Linked DNA regions of Homo sapiens: regions 1 and 3 are each linked to region 2. A link is a loop called in an ENCODE intact Hi-C map of the cell type or tissue named here. Cell type or tissue: ascending aorta. All regions are shown on one strand. Each heading gives the region's core, and the rest is flanking DNA. Links, peaks and the distances in the headings are about the cores only.

Region 1 (5,473 bases), core at 1,029-5,028, 62 kb before region 2:
GAGAGTTTCTCCATTCTGGTTTTGGATATTTATATGGATTTTGGAGCTCTTCATGTGCCTCCAACCCACCCACACAACACCATTAAAAAAAATATGGTGTGTGTATCAAATACAGCCTGAATTTCCATGAAAGCATTCCAAAAGAAACTGTGAGCTGCCCATGTAACCATTTTTTTTTTCCTGAATTTTCCTGTGTAAGTGGAAAAAAATTGCTGTTTGGGTTTCAGCCACAGTTGGGCACACTGGTTTCATACCTGTTTCAAAATGTGCTTGCATGGTACTAACGGTCATCTTTAAAGAAAATGCTTTGTAAAAAAGAGTAACAGCCTCATTTACTTTATTGTAAATAGAAGGAAAATGATATGAAAAGTACTATAAAAGCAATCTATTTCCTTTTTTACCCCTGACTGTTCAATGCCCATCTTGAGAACAATCTTGGGAAATCACAAGGCAAAATTCCAAGACACAATTCTTTTCTTTGATTAAGAACTCCGTACAAGTTCAAACTAAAATCTGAATCTGTTCTAGGTGCCATGGATACTTTTCTTGCTCTGCATAATGACAGACTATGTAACCAAAAGAAAGCTGAGTTATAGAACAAATGGTCTCTCCTCTCTTCATTGCAGCATCTGTTCTGTGTCATTGTTTTATCACCCAAATGTGGCAAAGCAGTGCGCTGAATGTATGAAGTCTGCCATCCACTGCAGTAAGACTTGTGAACCCAAGAGAGGTTTGCTGTGAGGGCTTCTACGCTGATTTTGCCTTCTGTATCTGTGGGCAGTAGTGAGTGAACTAGAAAGTAGGTGTCTTTAAACACCACATTAAAAGTTAGACAATGTTTTGGGTGCAGTTCTGGACTACGTTTCTCAGGCAGGAATCCCAACGTGTAGTTAGCAAAGCCTGAGAGAAAAGTCAGCCCCAGCTGATGTGGAAGAGAAAGTTAAAGCATACACCCCTTTGTAGCCATCAGAGCCTTGTTTGCTGATAAGGGATGTGCTGCTGCCCTGCCTTGGGATGGCAGGAATATGGCCAACTTGCCACCTGAAAACGGGTATGTGTTAAGGGGATAGATGTAACTGAAGATGGCAACTTTTCCACTGCTCAACAATTCTTTTTATTAAGTGATCTGGGGCAAGAATTCCTAAAGTTCCTGGCTATTTGGAAGCATGAAGATTTTTGTCAAGTGAAATCGCCATCAACCTTAATTGTAGGCCTTATCTCCTTCTCTCTTTATTCTTCTTTCTTCAGATCCTTACTCTTCTGAAGAAGGCATGCTCTCTCTGGGCCTTGGGTTTCTTCCAGGCACAGCTGTGGGATAACTGAACAGCCTCCCGCAAGTCCACTTAGACCCCCAGGGAAAGGAAGCAAGCTCCCACTCCCAAACAGATTTCACCACGTGCCTCTCTCTCCCACACTCTCCCTCTCATTTGGCAAATGTAGGCTTGGAAACTTGCCCCCTCTTCAGTCCAATATTTGACTCTGATACCTGGCTCTGATAGTTGAACAAGTATACTGAAATCTACATGAAGCAAATGATTCCAATTTCTCCATCAGAGTCATTTAGGAAAAGAGAGTTGAAGTAACTGAAAATCTGAGTGCAAACATCACTGCTTGCCTCTTTAAGAGATTTGGACGTGTGTGTTGGCATAAAAAGGTCACTTTAGGCCTGAGGGGTTTCACATTGGTCCCGTAAGTTAGACCTTCAATGCAAACTATTTTCAACCCTTGCCATGAAGAACAAATGACCTTTAGTTGCTTGCCTAGAAGACAAATGGTGCATTAGCACAATAAATATAGTTTTCTGGGACATCATTCCATCCGTCTTTAACTTTCTATTACAATATTTTAAAAATATAGAATCCTTGAAATCTCTAAGGTATTAAAATTAACTTGTGATGCTTTGTGGATGCCGTGTAGATTTAGGATAATTCTGCTTAATGGAAATCACCTAACATCACCTTCATGCTTCAGAAGACAATCTGGCTTTGATTATCTAGACTGGATGGTTTTAAGAGTCTGGGTAAGAGTGGGGTTGGGGTTTCAGGAGGATTTTAAAATACTTACACTTATTACTTAGGACAAAATAAAAGATTAGATATTGAACATCTTCAAAATTAAATGTGAAAATTTCTAGTCAGATCCAGCTACTGCAGATTGAGTAATATTTTGTAGATTTTTTTTCTGAGACAGGATCTCACTCTGTCATGCAGGCTAGAGTGCAGTGGTGCCATCATAGTTCACTGTAGCCTTGAACTCCTGGGTTTGAGCAATCTCTCTGGCCTCAGCCCCTCAAGTAGCTGGGACTACAGGCACACACCACCACACCCAGCTAATTTATTTTTTTGGAGAGACAGGGTCTTGTTATGTTGCCCAGGCTGATCTTGAATCCCGGCCTCAAGCAATCCTCCTGCCTTGGCCTCTCAAAGCGCTGGGATTACAGGGGTGAGTTACCACACCCTGCTTTGTAGATCTTTTTGCAACATGTTGATCAGACATGCATTGTATCTGGGAACCTGGCAACTCATGGTAACAAATAAATAATAGGACATGGCCTATAGTATAAAGAGTTGAATAATTTTTTTTAACCTTAAGTAAAAGCAAACATTTTAAGTCACACTTGAATAGATCCATGATGATTCATTCAACTGTCAGCATTTTTTTCTCTTTTTAAAAGCCCACATCTTTTGACAGTTTAACAAATGAAAAACTGTTTTAATTTTGCTCCAGGGAAATAATAGTCATATAGTTTTCCTCTACTGTGTTTCAGTTGGGTGATAAAGGTGTTCCCCAATCCTGCTACGGAAGAGAGATGAGAACTCTACCCTTATCTTCTGTTCCTTGGGTTTGAAACGTACTGAATCCTTGCGTTGTCTGAACTCTAAAATTCTATTGAAAGTTTTTGTCTTTGGGGAAAAAAAAAAGAGGACACTGGGTACTATGAACCTGATGGTAGAGGCACTTACTCATCTTCTGGCAGCTGGGTCTTTAGTAAAACAGGCAGAAGTTGTGGTGATGACAACCTCTTTGAATGAGCTCCACAGTTCAATATTCACTGTCTTTTCTTGGGAGAAATATCTCCAAAAGTTGAATGTCAGCTAAATAGAGGTAATTTTTGTTGCTCTGGAATAGCTCTGTCTTAAATGGAGTCTTAAGGGGGATTTTAACTTGCATATTTTTAAAATGAAGAAATGAGCTATTTAACATATTCAAATAATATTAGGGAAAAATTTTGTCCTCTTGCAAATCCAGCCTCCTCATGCCTGTCAATGAATATCCATAAAATATCCTGTTGAGCCAGTCTCTCCTGTATACAGTCCCCTTATGATATTTACCTTTTGGTTTTTATAAAAGAAGCATTGATGATATTTAGAAAATATAATGTAGTTTAGTTTGGAAAACTTATAAAGAAACATTTTCCTAAGCTTTTAAATTTAACTTTTGTTGTCAGATAAATGAAATGAGACATAAATCTATTGGTTCTAATTCTGGATTATTTGGAAATCTACAGTGTTTTCAAAGACTAATTCACAGATATAGTGGGGTGCAGGGAGCTAGGATGTTCAGTGAAAAGCTTTATATTAACTTCTTTGATCAAATTTTCATTTTAGCATATCAGAAGTTTAAATATTCTTTAGAATTATTTAACATTAGAGACAGAGAACACTGGCTCCGTGGATTGATATAATAGTGAAAACTTCTAGTGTCTTGCTAGAAGGCTGTGTCCCTGACCATAATATATAACTCACTCTCCCCATGAGCTGGTAGAATGAGCACGTTTGAAGACCCTACCAGCCTGGAATAAATGAGCAGTGTGTTGTTTACCAGTATCAGGGTGCAAATTCATCTCAGCTGGGGGGAGTTGCTACTGGGATCAACATCAAGTCTACACACATGGAGATGTTGAAGAAGTGATTTCCTCATATTACAAGGGAAAGAAAGAGTTTAATGGTTTTAAGGGACTCAGTACATGTTAACATTGTGGTGTTGGTAACATTGCTTAGGCTGTGCCTGAAACTAGAATGATGTTGGGTCACATTAACAGAAGTTGAACATCTAGAAAAAGAGCTATATTGCTGATGTGGGCCTGAAACTACTCTGTTACATTCTATGAGTCTTATTTTTAACTAGCTTTAAGTCATAGCTTTAAAGGATTATAGGGGATAATGACCAGAATGATGAGGGGGCTTGAGAAAGATCGAGAAGAGAGGCCAGAGGGGACAAGGTACCTCCCAAATGGGAAAGAGTTGTGGACATAAGTGTACCTAGATTTCTTTCTTATGCAGTTTTTAGAGGGAGTCAGGTATAGTGGGCTCAGTCAAAGGAAGAGTCTCCCATTGTAACTGCTTCAGATTGGAGTTGGCTTTAATCAGAAAGAGTGCCCTTCCTGGACGTACTCCACACAGGCAAATTTAATTACTTGGTGGGATGGTAGAGAAGAAACTCACACTTCGGGTAGTGGCTGGACCAGGTTACTTGTAAGTCTTCAGGTTTTGAGATCCTTGAGTTTCACATTATCTACTGAAGGCATAGGGGGCCAGGTGCAGTGGCTTATGTCTATAATCCCAGCACTTTGGGAAGCCAAGGTGGGAGGATCGCTTAAGGCCAGGAGTTCGAGACTGGCCTGGGCAACGCAGAAAGACCCTGTCTCTACAAAAAAAATTAAAAATTAGTGCCTGTAGTTCCAGTTACTTGGAAGACTGAGGTGGGAGGATGGCTTGGGCCTAGGAGATTGAGGCTGCAGTGAACTATGATGGAACCACTGCATTCCAGCCTGGGCAACAGATACCCTGTCTCAACAGCAGCAGCAGCAACAACAACAACAACAGAAAGGTATATGGATTGGCAGTTTATCTTTTATATATGTTGCATCTCAAAACATTTATAAAAATTGAAAAGGCCTACAGGGAAAAAAATATTGGCAGGAGGCATGTACTGAATATGTGTAAAATGTGGCTGCTTGAAAGACCCACATGTTTTTGTCAGATGGAAAAAGGAAGACAAGCATTTTAGGGTTGAGGGGAGGGATGATAAAAACATTTTTAATCATATTATAGGCCTTACTGTGGAAAAGTACATAATAGTAATAGTTACCAATTATTGATAACTATTAGATACCAGACATTTATTTCTAGGTGCTCTTTAGATACATTTTTTTTTCCTAGTCATCACAACAAATGGGAAGGGTACTTGTTATTGTAAGCATTTTACAGATAAAAGAAAACCAGTTACAGAGTAGTTGCCACGCAGAAAGCCAAAGGCAGAGAAACTGCGAATTGGAGCCTTTCTGGTCGAGTCATTTTCCCGTACATCACTAAAATGTTTTTTAACTCTTGAACAATTCGTTTTTCACAATTTGTTTGGACAATTCTGTGCTTTTAATGCCAGTTCTAAGCTACTCATATCCTAATCTGAAATACTGGTAAAGTTATTTTTAATAGCTTCCAAGATAGAAGTTTGATTATCAAGGCTAGAA
Region 2 (5,473 bases), core at 494-4,493:
GAAAAATGTAAATGGCCTTTTAATTTTTTCCAAGTCTAGTTGATCTTTGCTATGAAAGGACTGTTCTCTTTTCCTGTCCTGTCTAGTTGGCACATTGAATTTAAAAATGGACTTGAAGCTTGGTGAAACAGAAGAGGTAGAGTCTGGAAATTTGAAGAGAAGAGCAATTGAAAGAGTGCACATTTTCCCAAGTCGTTCAGACTGGCCAGCAAGGTCATTTCTGTATGTTCTTACTGTAAACTCAGGTTTTTTTTTTTTTTGGTTTTTGGGTTTGTTTTACCTCTTCTTTTAACGATCTTCAGTGAAGTTAACAGTGAATTTGTGTTAAGATGTAGAATATGGAGACTTACAATAAATAATTAGCACGGTCACAGCTTTTTCACCTTAAAAAAGCTGAAAGATGAATTTTAACTTTCTCAAAAAAAATCTGGAATGCAGTATAGTATTTGGGAGGTTTGTCAGCACACACCTCTGCTGTTTGTTTTTCAGTCTAGGCTCAAAATCTCTACAGTCAGCAACAAAAGCCCTGAAAAATCAATATTTAGGTTCTTAGACTTCTGAATGGGGGTATAAGGGCAGGGTTTTCTACCTTTTTAATTTGCCCCCTGATGTTTTCTAGCTTCCTTGCCCTAGCTTTTCTTGAGATGGGGAAAGGAGGAAAGTTTTATCAAGCGCTGGTAGATATTTCCACCGTCGTGGATTTCTGCCTGTTAGTCTTTTACTGTTACACACATTCACACCTCATATATTTTGCTCTAAAAGCAGAACATCTGAGATGATTCTGTAGTTGAAAAAGATCTCAAAGAGATGGAAGATGGATTTAATGTTGCCATTTTTAGATAATGCTGTAAATAGAATGGCAGCTGTCCTCAGATGCATAGCCGATATATACTACATATGCTGAATAGAAACAGATAAAAGATTGCACTCAATTAATCCTGAAGAAAAGTAGCATTTTAGCCATGGATTCAGCCATCTAATTTTTAGCTACAGTGCATTTATTCTATCTCCCATGTGATATAATCCCATGCTTTGAAGGTGACTCAAGAAGAGAAAAATTTGCTATTATCCTCAACTAGGTTTAAAGAAACTTGCAATATTTTAGTTATTTACACTTCCACCCCGTTAAATAAGTGATTTAAACCAACAGTTCTGGGACACTTACTGTCTGTGAGGTACTCTTCTTGGTGCTGTAGGGGGAATAAGACATCTTTCAAAGAACTGTTTCTTATATAGAAAAGGCATAAGCAGAAACTTTTCATGCCAGATAGAATGTGATCATTGCTCTAACTAAGGTTTGACAAGTATCTATAGTTCAATAATGGTTGAATATTTATAAAACACCTGTTTCAGGTATATCGCTAATAGGTACTGTGGATATTAAGATGAATTGAACCCATTCCACAAGGAGACTTCCTCAAGTGAGACGGCATGTAAACAAATAATTGCATTTAAAAACAATAAATAGTTTAAAAGTTCAGGAATAGCAGAGAGAGGGCAGATTCACTCTACTGGAAGGTGCTTGGGTAGTAGGGCAGACTTCATTGAAGAGTGATGAGTGATCAAGACTTTTAGGCATGAATCAAAGTTTACTAGATAAATAATGAGGGGTAAAGACGAGGGAAAAAGACAAGGGCTTTCCAGAGAGAGGGAAGTAATATGCCCATAGAGAAGATTCCCCGAGACTTAGTAGTGTACTGCAACTCTAACTTGTTTGCAGTCACCCTTGTCCTGGACGCTTTCTGTGTACTATGGGGCAGTACGCTGGAGTATTCAGCGAAGACTAAGATATGAAATTCTGGAAGAAAAGCAAAGTAAATTGTATCTGTAAACTTTGTTTTTATGACAGCAACTTCCATGCTTTCTCTTTAAGACAGACCTGCCTTTGAATCCTAACTTACAATTTCTAAATTTCTCAGACCTCACCTTCAATGATAAATGTGAGTTCTGATATTTAATATAAAACAGTACATTGTCTGATACTTAGTGTATAATTATGACTTTTTAAAATCATACTTTAAGTTCTAGGGTGCATGTGCACAACGTGCAGGTTTGGTACATAGGTATACATACATGTGCCATGTTGGTTTGCTGCACCCATCAACTTGTCATTTACATTAGGTATTTCTCCTAATGCTATCCCTCCCCCAGGTCCCCACCCCCCGACAGGCCCCAATGTGTGATGTTCCCCGCCTTGTGTTCTCATTGTTCAATTCCCACCTATGAGTGAGAATATGCAGTGTTTTTTTTGTTTGTTTGTTTGTTTGTTTTTGAGACAAGAGTCTTGCTCTATCCCCCAGGCTGGAGTGCAGTGGCACAATCTCGGCTCACTGCAACCTCTGCCTCCTGACCTCAAGTGATCCACCCGCCTTGGCCTCCCAAAGTGCTGGGATTACAGGCACGAGCCACTGTGCCTTGTCTATAATGATGACTTTAATTATTGCTCTTTTGTTTTTTTCGGTTGACCATTCCTTGGTAGTGTTTCTCACTGAGGGCTAAACATATGACCGCACTCAATCAATGGAGCACAGCTGCCATTCTTTTCATGAGGTCTGGGATTTAGGTGATGTGGATGAGGAAATTGAAAGAACTCTTCAGTAAATGTTTGGAGACCTGAATTCTAATTCTGCCTGGTGATCTTGACTCACAGTGTGCCCTGTGAGTTTATTTTTCTCTGTAAGAAGAGGTTTGGACCAAATGTCTGACTCATGTACTTGTTGCTATGCATAGTTTCTGAGGAACAGCCCGGTGACTTGAAAGACATAAACCACCCAACTTAATTCCAGTAAAAGCCTTACTAAATCAGAAATGTTCTTTTACATTTTCTATTTGGGGGAAAATTGTCTACAGCAACTAAACTCATTTTAAAGAATGGTGGTTTCCCGATTGTTGTAAAAAAATTACAAAGTGCAGTCAGTACCCCCCAAAATTCATTAAACATGTAAACAAGTAATGTTATGCCAGCTTTGCAATCTCTTCCAAAGATCAGGCCTGGGAAGAGTGAAGTGTGGTTTTGATGGTTTGGGTATGCAGTGGTGAGCTTGTAGTCAGGTGGGCTCTTAGGAGCATCTGATGCCTGTCGAAGTTTCTTAGGTCATTTAGAAAATGCCAATGAATTGTGCTGGTGATTCGATGAAATCCTGAGAAAACTTAGTTGTGTGTTGAGTAAGAAGCATAGGGTCCTTTTCTACAGATTAATTGTTATACCTATGATTAATGAGTGTTCATTCATAAAGTATAGAGAGATAACATCACGAAGAAGACATAGTCCCTAGGGCCACAGTTAAGGAGTGTTAGCCCCAGATTCCAAACCACAGCCCTTTGATGTTGTTTCCTCCCATGACAAAGTCTAACTGCTGTTTTCACTCTACATTAATTCTGATATCATTTTGAAGTAATAGCATGTATGGCTCTGTAGTCTCTTAATGTAGGCAGTTCTGTCTCTCTCCCCCCTATTTCATTGCTTTGTTTCCACCGTTAATCTGGTAACCAGCCACTTATCGTACTGATTATCTTGTAATTGAAACTGTAAAAGCCTATGGCAGGTAAACCTATGGCAGGCAGATGGTCTCCCCAGTATGTCAGCTGTCTCAGAAGGATTTTTTTGTATGTGTGTGTGTATTACAATGTGGTCTAGGGGGAAAAACAGCCATCCCCCCCCCCCAAAAAAAAAACTCACAAAGAAAAGAGCCCAGATCATACAATTTGAAATTTAACAGAATGTATTTGCTAACACTTTCAGAGTTGCCTTAAGATCAAAATTCATTATGGAAGCATCTTTTGTGGAGCATGAAGTGACAGAAAAGGAGGGGAAACTATAGTGTTGGGAAGAGTGCAGAGGTCGTTACAACAGATTTTTAGCAGTCCTGTGTGTGAGTTTAATCTTTTGGTGAACTTACTAGTAACTTGGGGGGTGGGGGGAAGACAAGTGCCCCCAAGCTGTTGGTTGCTTTTGCTTGTTCTCATAGCAGCCTGCGGGGGAAAAGTGCTTGTTTAAACACTAGTATATGCCATAAAAACTAACAATTATGGCAAGGTTTTCAAAAAAGAAAATTACATTAAAGATGAATGAGGGTATATTGAATAATTATGTTTTAAGGTGTGTAACATTAAAAGATATTGAATAAAATATCGACTGTTTTGTGGAAATAGCAATAATGAGATTCCTGTCACCTAATCTTACGATAATTGGGTTATTACTATGCAAATGAAGGTATTACTTTTAAAAAACTCAGGAAGCTAGACAGATCCTTCAGGCAGTCCTTTATCTATTCTTAAAGCTGTGCCGTCAATTCTCAGACTGAAGATCCTTTTCTAAACAATTTGGAGATGCTCATTTTGCTATTTGCCCCTGAAATTCCACTGTAATATTTTTCAGCTGCCACAGGTAGCAGATCAGTGGTTGGTGATTTTATATTCTTTGAGTTTTATGTGGAACCCAAAGGAATAATTAAATTGTGTGATTATTGCCCACTGTCATTTTTATTTAAAAAAATGAAATGGAGTGAATTTTCCTGCCAAAGATGCATGCTGGGGCCCTTATCTCCTCGTTCCATGCAGCTCTGTCATTGCTGCGCAGTGTCCAGTGGTGCCTATGCATCTCAAAGCCAACAGGTCATTTTGGGCTAGCAGACCTCCTAGGACACCTCTGTGACTGCGGAAGTGATTCCATTTGTCCTCAGTCATACTCAGATCAATAGCCCGTACATTGCAGTCACCACCATGCCCCTTGAGGCTCCTGTGGCACCCATCAGATGAATAGAAATATTTGGGACAATTGCCATTTTAGTTCATGACCCAGGTAAATACCTGTGTGTTCAGCCAGCAATGGCATTTTAAACTGTTGACTGCTGAGGCTTTGGGTAAAAGACGATTATATTTCCTGGGAATATTGTGTGATTTCTACATACTTTGTTATATGAAATGCTCCGTGTAGAAGGAATGATATAGATGTAAAAATTCTCTAGTATTCCTACATATAGAAAGCATGAAAACCCGTCTTTGAGCCTCATTGAAATCTCACAATGGACGTTTTATAGTTTTAATACTCTTTGATAGTGTATAGTAGATTAATCATAGAAAGTAGATTTGAGGAAATCACAAAAGACAAATTTCATTTACTAAGTACTTTTGGTTCCAAGGATTAAGAGGTCAAGAAAATATAAGCCTTATCAGTTTATTTCAGAATCAATTGAGACTTGAGACTTTATAAATGTCACCAACAACTGCTCTTTACCTTATGTCCTTCCACAGTTCTTAAGGGAGAGCTGGGCTCAGTGAGGTGATTGCACAGTACATTTATGCCTTTCTCTGTTTAGTAGGGAAGTCTTAGAATATACTTCTATTTATAGGAGTGCAGATTTCTTCTGATATTAGCCATAATTTACCAAATATAGATAACATTTTCAAACAATTCACAATCCTGAAAATATTCTTTTTTGTTTGGTTGTTTTGTTGTTGTTTTGAGACAGTC
Region 3 (5,473 bases), core at 1,029-5,028, 110 kb before region 2:
GTCTTTGAAATACTTGAGGAAAAGCAGAGCCTAAATTTATCGTAGTTTAAATTTTTTTATCACCTAGGAAGACCTGGAACAGAATTTTCTATACTATACTCTTACTTACCATTTTCTCCTTTTACATTTATGTTCACTGTTTCAGCACGTTATGTTCTCAAAACAATAGGGGAAAAAAGGAAAAGTCATTCTTTTAAGCTTGTACCATGCTATTGACTTTCTTTGAAAGGACAACAAGTGTGTTTATTTTATCCCTGTGAGTCTAAAAATTAACCATGAAACATCCTTCTTTACTTCTAAACTATGTGTAACAAAGAAATGCTTTATTGCAATTTCATCAATAATTCAAATGCAACTTAAAGGAAAGTAGGGCAGCTAAGGAAAAATAGCACACTTGTTCCATAATTGAGTCGATTAAATAGTATTGAGTCCCATTGTCATAGTCATATTGATGAAACAACTTTTGTAACTACAAAAAGTCTAATAAGAAATAAAACCTTAGAATGATGATGCAATGTCATGGACATTTCTTCGTTTATTTTCTATTGTAAAATACAAATAATGAAAGCAACCTTTTACCGAAGTGCAATAATAAAGGAGCAGCTTTTGAAAGGTGCTCTCATCAGGATATTAGTAGTTTTCAAGGCTGTGCAGTAATAGCCCAGGCTATTTTGGAACTGTGCATACATTAGTGTTCTGGTGCAGCATGATACAATAATGTGTGAAAAAGTATAAGCTCGCACCTTGTTTAAATTTGCAGTTTTTGTGCATAATCCCACAGTGAGCTCTTGCCAGATTTTGACTGTTTATAGGAGAGAAAAGTTTATAGAAGCCTACAGACTGGGGCTTGTTGTAAATATCTGACAATGAAAATAGGGTTTTAAAAAATTGCATGCCATATTTTTTGAAAGATTAAAAGGGTTATGTTAAGTTTATATTATATATGATATTTTGCAATGCAACTTATGGTTAGTTTCACCCAATGGAAGCTTCAGAATACACATACATAGCCATCTACAGGAAAAATGTAGATTTGCTCTATTTAATATTTGCAGGGTATGATTGCAAAGTACAGAGTTTGATTTTTGAAAACAACGATTGCACTATAATTTATGCATTCATATTAATGTTGTTTTCAAAATTGTCACCCAGAGAAGCAAAACCCCTTTTCCAATGATGCCATTGTTCAAAACATTTTGGAAAAACTTCCTCTCTCGAAATTGTCTTTTGAATCATTTGCAAGCCTGACTAAAACATCCATCTCATTACTTTCTAATCGCATTTTATACCAAGATTCATCATCCTTTTTTAATTCACCAGAATTGGCTATAAATGTCTCTCTGAAATGATGAAAATGGCTAAAATTGACTTTCAAATTATGAAATTTGTCACCATTGAGGATATTTAGAAGTGTGTGTGCTTGCATATGTGTGCACAGACTTAGAAAACAGTTTCAGATGGAGAGAAAAATACTGTGAATAATGGCTGATCTTTAAGTGAGTAGTGTTCTAAGGTGACCATTAACATGGTAAAATACATTTGAACTTAGATGACAAGGTATGTTTGTTTAAAAAAGTCACATTACCTTGCATTAGTTTTTACAACGTATACAAAGAAAAATGCGAATATGTCTTTTGGAATGCAAGGCCAAATACCTTACATAATTAGCAGTATATTTTATTATTAAAACAAAGGATTAAGTAACTACAATGCTAATCCTATGTTGGCAGATTCTTCAGATAAGGTCCTTACGTGAGAACATCTCAGTATAATTTTATTTAAATACTGCCATTGACTGTCTGATCTGTAAGTATGTGTATTCATTAGCATCTTACATAATGCATATTAATTTTTATGTCATTTGAAGGCACTAGTTCATAGCACTTGGAATTTTCATTCCAGTTCACCTCTTCATATAAATAATTGACCCAGTTTTCAAAACTATAAGTAATTATTTTCTTAGCCATCAGTAAAGAACGCATATGGTTACATGTGCTTGAAATGTAACATAACTGGAAGGAATTCCAAATGTTTTCTTATTTTAAGAACTCTGCGGTCATTCAGTGTTTATGTGTTGAATGACTTATGAGTAAAATGAAAATGAAGTAGGACTAAATTAATATACGTATCCAGAAATTCACCATTTCCTCCCACTTTGAACATCTTTATTGTGTTCCTTCTTAAATATGTAGGAAATTAAGGAAATGTTTGCCAGAGAGACTTAGGTGAGTAGTTTTTCTTTTCTGAGTATAAGGAGAGCAAACAATTAAAAGATAATTTTACTGTGGTCAGTTTTTGTGACCCTGTACCATCTTTGTAATGTCTGCCTTCCAGCTTTAGTGCATTACAATAGGGATCAAATGTCTATATTTTAAGAATATCATTGGTAGCTTTTTGAAAGTTGATAGATTTAAGTGTAAACCAGTGTTTGAACATGAAGCTCTGGAACACACTTTTGTAACATCACCTTTTAATAAAGGTAGCTCAACAGTTGGAGACAATAATGACTTCTTGTTTAACATGATATGTGATTTATACAGACTAATTTGTGTTTATAGTAATTATTTTACCCTGGTTAACTACCTGTGTTAAAATTTCTTTGTTTTCTGGCTTCATACTACCCAGTTGTTTTTTTTCTTACTTGAATGCATGTATCCTTGACTTTTCTAAACATTTTTAAACACAGGGTTTATGTAGGACTTGTTCCAAACTAATAGGTACTTTGTTCTTTTTAAACACGTTGGTTTATATTAATGAAATTGGCTAATTTGTTTTTGTAAAGTTTTGTTTTCTTAAAGGGGGGATGAGTTTTGGGGGACTAAATCATACTGAACATGCACTATACCTTTAGTGTTTTGGTAAATTTATGTTACTTATTAATTGCCATGACTTTTTGACAACAAACGTCATATTTGAAATTCTACTGAAAGAAAGTATAACAGTGTGATATTGTTCATTTGTGATGTGATAATTGTTCATTAACAATATCTAAAATCTGTAATAGATTAGAAAACAAAATCCCAGCGTGTTTTTTCCCCATTGATAAAGATAGATTTAGAAAGACCATATTTTAAATATGTCATAGTACTGCTAACCGAAAGTTAAGAGTTTTAGTGTTGTAGGAGTTATGCTAGTAAGTAATGTTTATACAATTCTGATAAACATTTCCCCATGACTGAATTTTGAGTGGAAAACTTTGTTTCTTAAAAGGCTCTAAGTGGAAGAAAAAAATATTAGAGTCTGTCTTCTTATCGTGTAGTGTGTGTGTGTGTGTGTGTGTGTGTGTGTGTGTGTGTGTTTAGATCCAGCTTAATACCAAGTAATGCCAACATCTGGCAGAGAGATGGAGATCTGGGAATTTGTTGCTTGAAACCCTGGGACAAAGTGTTCTGATCTGACCGGCGAACATAGCTGTAGACTTGAACTGAAATCTTCAGGGGCAGAAACGTCTTAAGTGTCTGGAAAATTGGCCTGTTGAGTCACCGTGAAGGCACTAAAACAAAACTAATTTTAAGCAGGTCAAAGTTCAGTGATTCCCTCTGGAATTCAAACTTTTTTTTAAGAGTCTCATGTTTAAGTGAAAAGGGTCAAAGTTGATGCACTGTTACAATGTTTTGAATGCTTTCCCTTAAGAACAGCCACCCAAGCTGGGATTAGCATGAGGAACTGCAAGGCTGGCACTTCAGCGTCTGGGTTAAAAATATTTTAAAGCAGTAAATGCAGTCAGTACAGAGAGATCCCTGGGAGCCTTTCTATTCAAAAATGTGTGAGCTCAGGGCAGCGACTGCAATGTAATTTAGGGCAGTGTATGCTTCATAGCTTTGGAGAATATTGCTTCCCGTTAATGTTCCATCGGAGGATGGTAGGATAGTAGTAATTTTAGAAGGTGGTATTCCTGTTTGTCTTACATCGAAAACTTCAGAATAAATAAAAGGAAACATCAATCGAACAAGAAATGTAACTGTGGAAAAGTACCAATGAATCTAAATTTGAACTGAACAGATACAAAACCAGCATGGGTGTAGGAATATTTTTAAAGAGGAAGCTATGGCAAAAGCAACTTCCCAGGGGATGGACTGAGCAGGTATGTACAGTGTGGACAAATAGTCTGCAGAAACTTTCGAGAAAATGCCTTGTCAACAGGGAGGTGCTTTAACTGTGACTAGATGAAATGGCGTTGAGTATTTGAATGGAGGAATTATCTTAGAACATGGAAACATAAGAGATTTATTCTCAGTAGCTGGCATTCAGATGATAGCTAGATAACCTAAGCAAACCAAGTCATTAGCTAATCACAATTCCTTGAATGAGACTGCATTGGGAAAATCTGCTGGCCTGACCCTGAGGTGTGTGGTTCCAGGACTTCTGATGTTAAAATGTTATATACTGCAGTTGACGGGATTCAACAGGCATTTCCTCAGTCTGAAGATTATGTTGCTGAGCAGAATGAGAACTAAACAAGATTCTTAGACATTAAAAAGAACCTATCATTTTATGAGTTGTGTCTAGGAAATGCAAGAGGAACACTGACTCTGCCTTCAAATTTTAGATACTCAGCTAAAAACTCTAGGCAGCTATGAAATTTGGCTAGGATCCAGAGTCTGCTAAACCCCCTGTAAAACTTTGGTTGTTCTTATCAGCTGTTTTATTTTTCCATGTTACCAGTTGCAGAATAATTCTGTTACTTTTCATCATCAACCTATGATACTCACTTTGAAGAAGCTTTAATTATTTAGTTATTTATTCAATAAAGAGCAGTTATTCCAATTTGAGGAATTACATTTTGCATTGTGTTTACTGTGTCTCCAGAGATATGAATTCAGTCATGTCTATTTATTTTAATGAGATAAGCCAGGAGCACGTGATAATATTTTTACCAAAACAGAGTAAAAATGCACACGGAAGAATGAAAAGCTAATATTATTGTGTGGCATGATGACTGTCTCTTCTACAGTTTTGAATCAGAAAGGAACCCGAGTTGTGCTGAATGACGAGAAGATGACATGCATATTCTGCATGTTTTTTTCCCTAATATAGGTGGATAGAAAGTTGCCTTTGATTTGAATCCTTGAATTCAGCTGTGTTTATAAATAACATTACGAATGCTGCTTATTTTAATGTAGTGATGAAGAATATGGGAGAATCACAGATTACAAAGCTTAAATTAGAAAAAGTAAAAATGACAAAGGTTTTCAAGAACTGGTGCTAGGATTGTAATGCAGGAGTACTTTTAGGGTGAGCTCTGAGACTTTTCTGAATCTTAATTAGGGCCAGAAGTTTAACTTTTTGAGCAGGGATTTTCAAAAGTAAAATTTATTTACTATCTAAACTGTATGAAAAAATAGAAGCATCAGCATATTCCATACTGGAATTCATTATTTTAATAGGACTCGTTGACAGTTTGATCGCAAATGACCTCTTTAAAAAAAAATGTGTGTTGCTCTGAACTTTTGCCCCTCAAAACCCTACAAGT

What was found. Peaks named below come from ENCODE experiments on the same cell type or tissue, not always from the same donor. Only the 100,000 strongest peaks of a DNase experiment are listed, where the experiment ranks them.
Region 1: a loop joins it to region 2, with 2.0 times the contacts of the local background. A loop is called at or near these places in 1 of 110 quality-filtered maps.
Region 3: it touches region 2 in a loop (2.0-fold over the local background); 1 of 110 quality-filtered maps calls a loop at or near these places.

What each region holds. Positions count from the first base shown.
Region 1 is chr12:24,485,296-24,490,768 of GRCh38, reverse strand. It overlaps a transcript of SOX5 not described here. Among named protein-coding and RNA genes, the nearest start is that of LINC00477, 96 kb to the left of the region's middle. In ascending aorta, for the core only: no CTCF peak of the experiment used is centred there; no DNase peak of the experiment used is centred there; H3K27ac peaks cover 1,323 bases.
Region 2 is chr12:24,423,000-24,428,472 of GRCh38, reverse strand. It overlaps a transcript of SOX5 not described here. Among named protein-coding and RNA genes, the nearest start is that of LINC00477, 160 kb to the left of the region's middle. In ascending aorta, for the core only: no CTCF peak of the experiment used is centred there; a DNase peak (open chromatin) is centred at 2,712; H3K27ac peaks cover 1,353 bases.
Region 3 is chr12:24,536,424-24,541,896 of GRCh38, reverse strand. It overlaps a transcript of SOX5 not described here. Among named protein-coding and RNA genes, the nearest start is that of LINC00477, 45 kb to the left of the region's middle. In ascending aorta, for the core only: no CTCF peak of the experiment used is centred there; DNase peaks (open chromatin) are centred at 3,406 and 3,706; H3K4me3 peaks cover 2,006 bases; H3K27ac peaks cover 2,513 bases.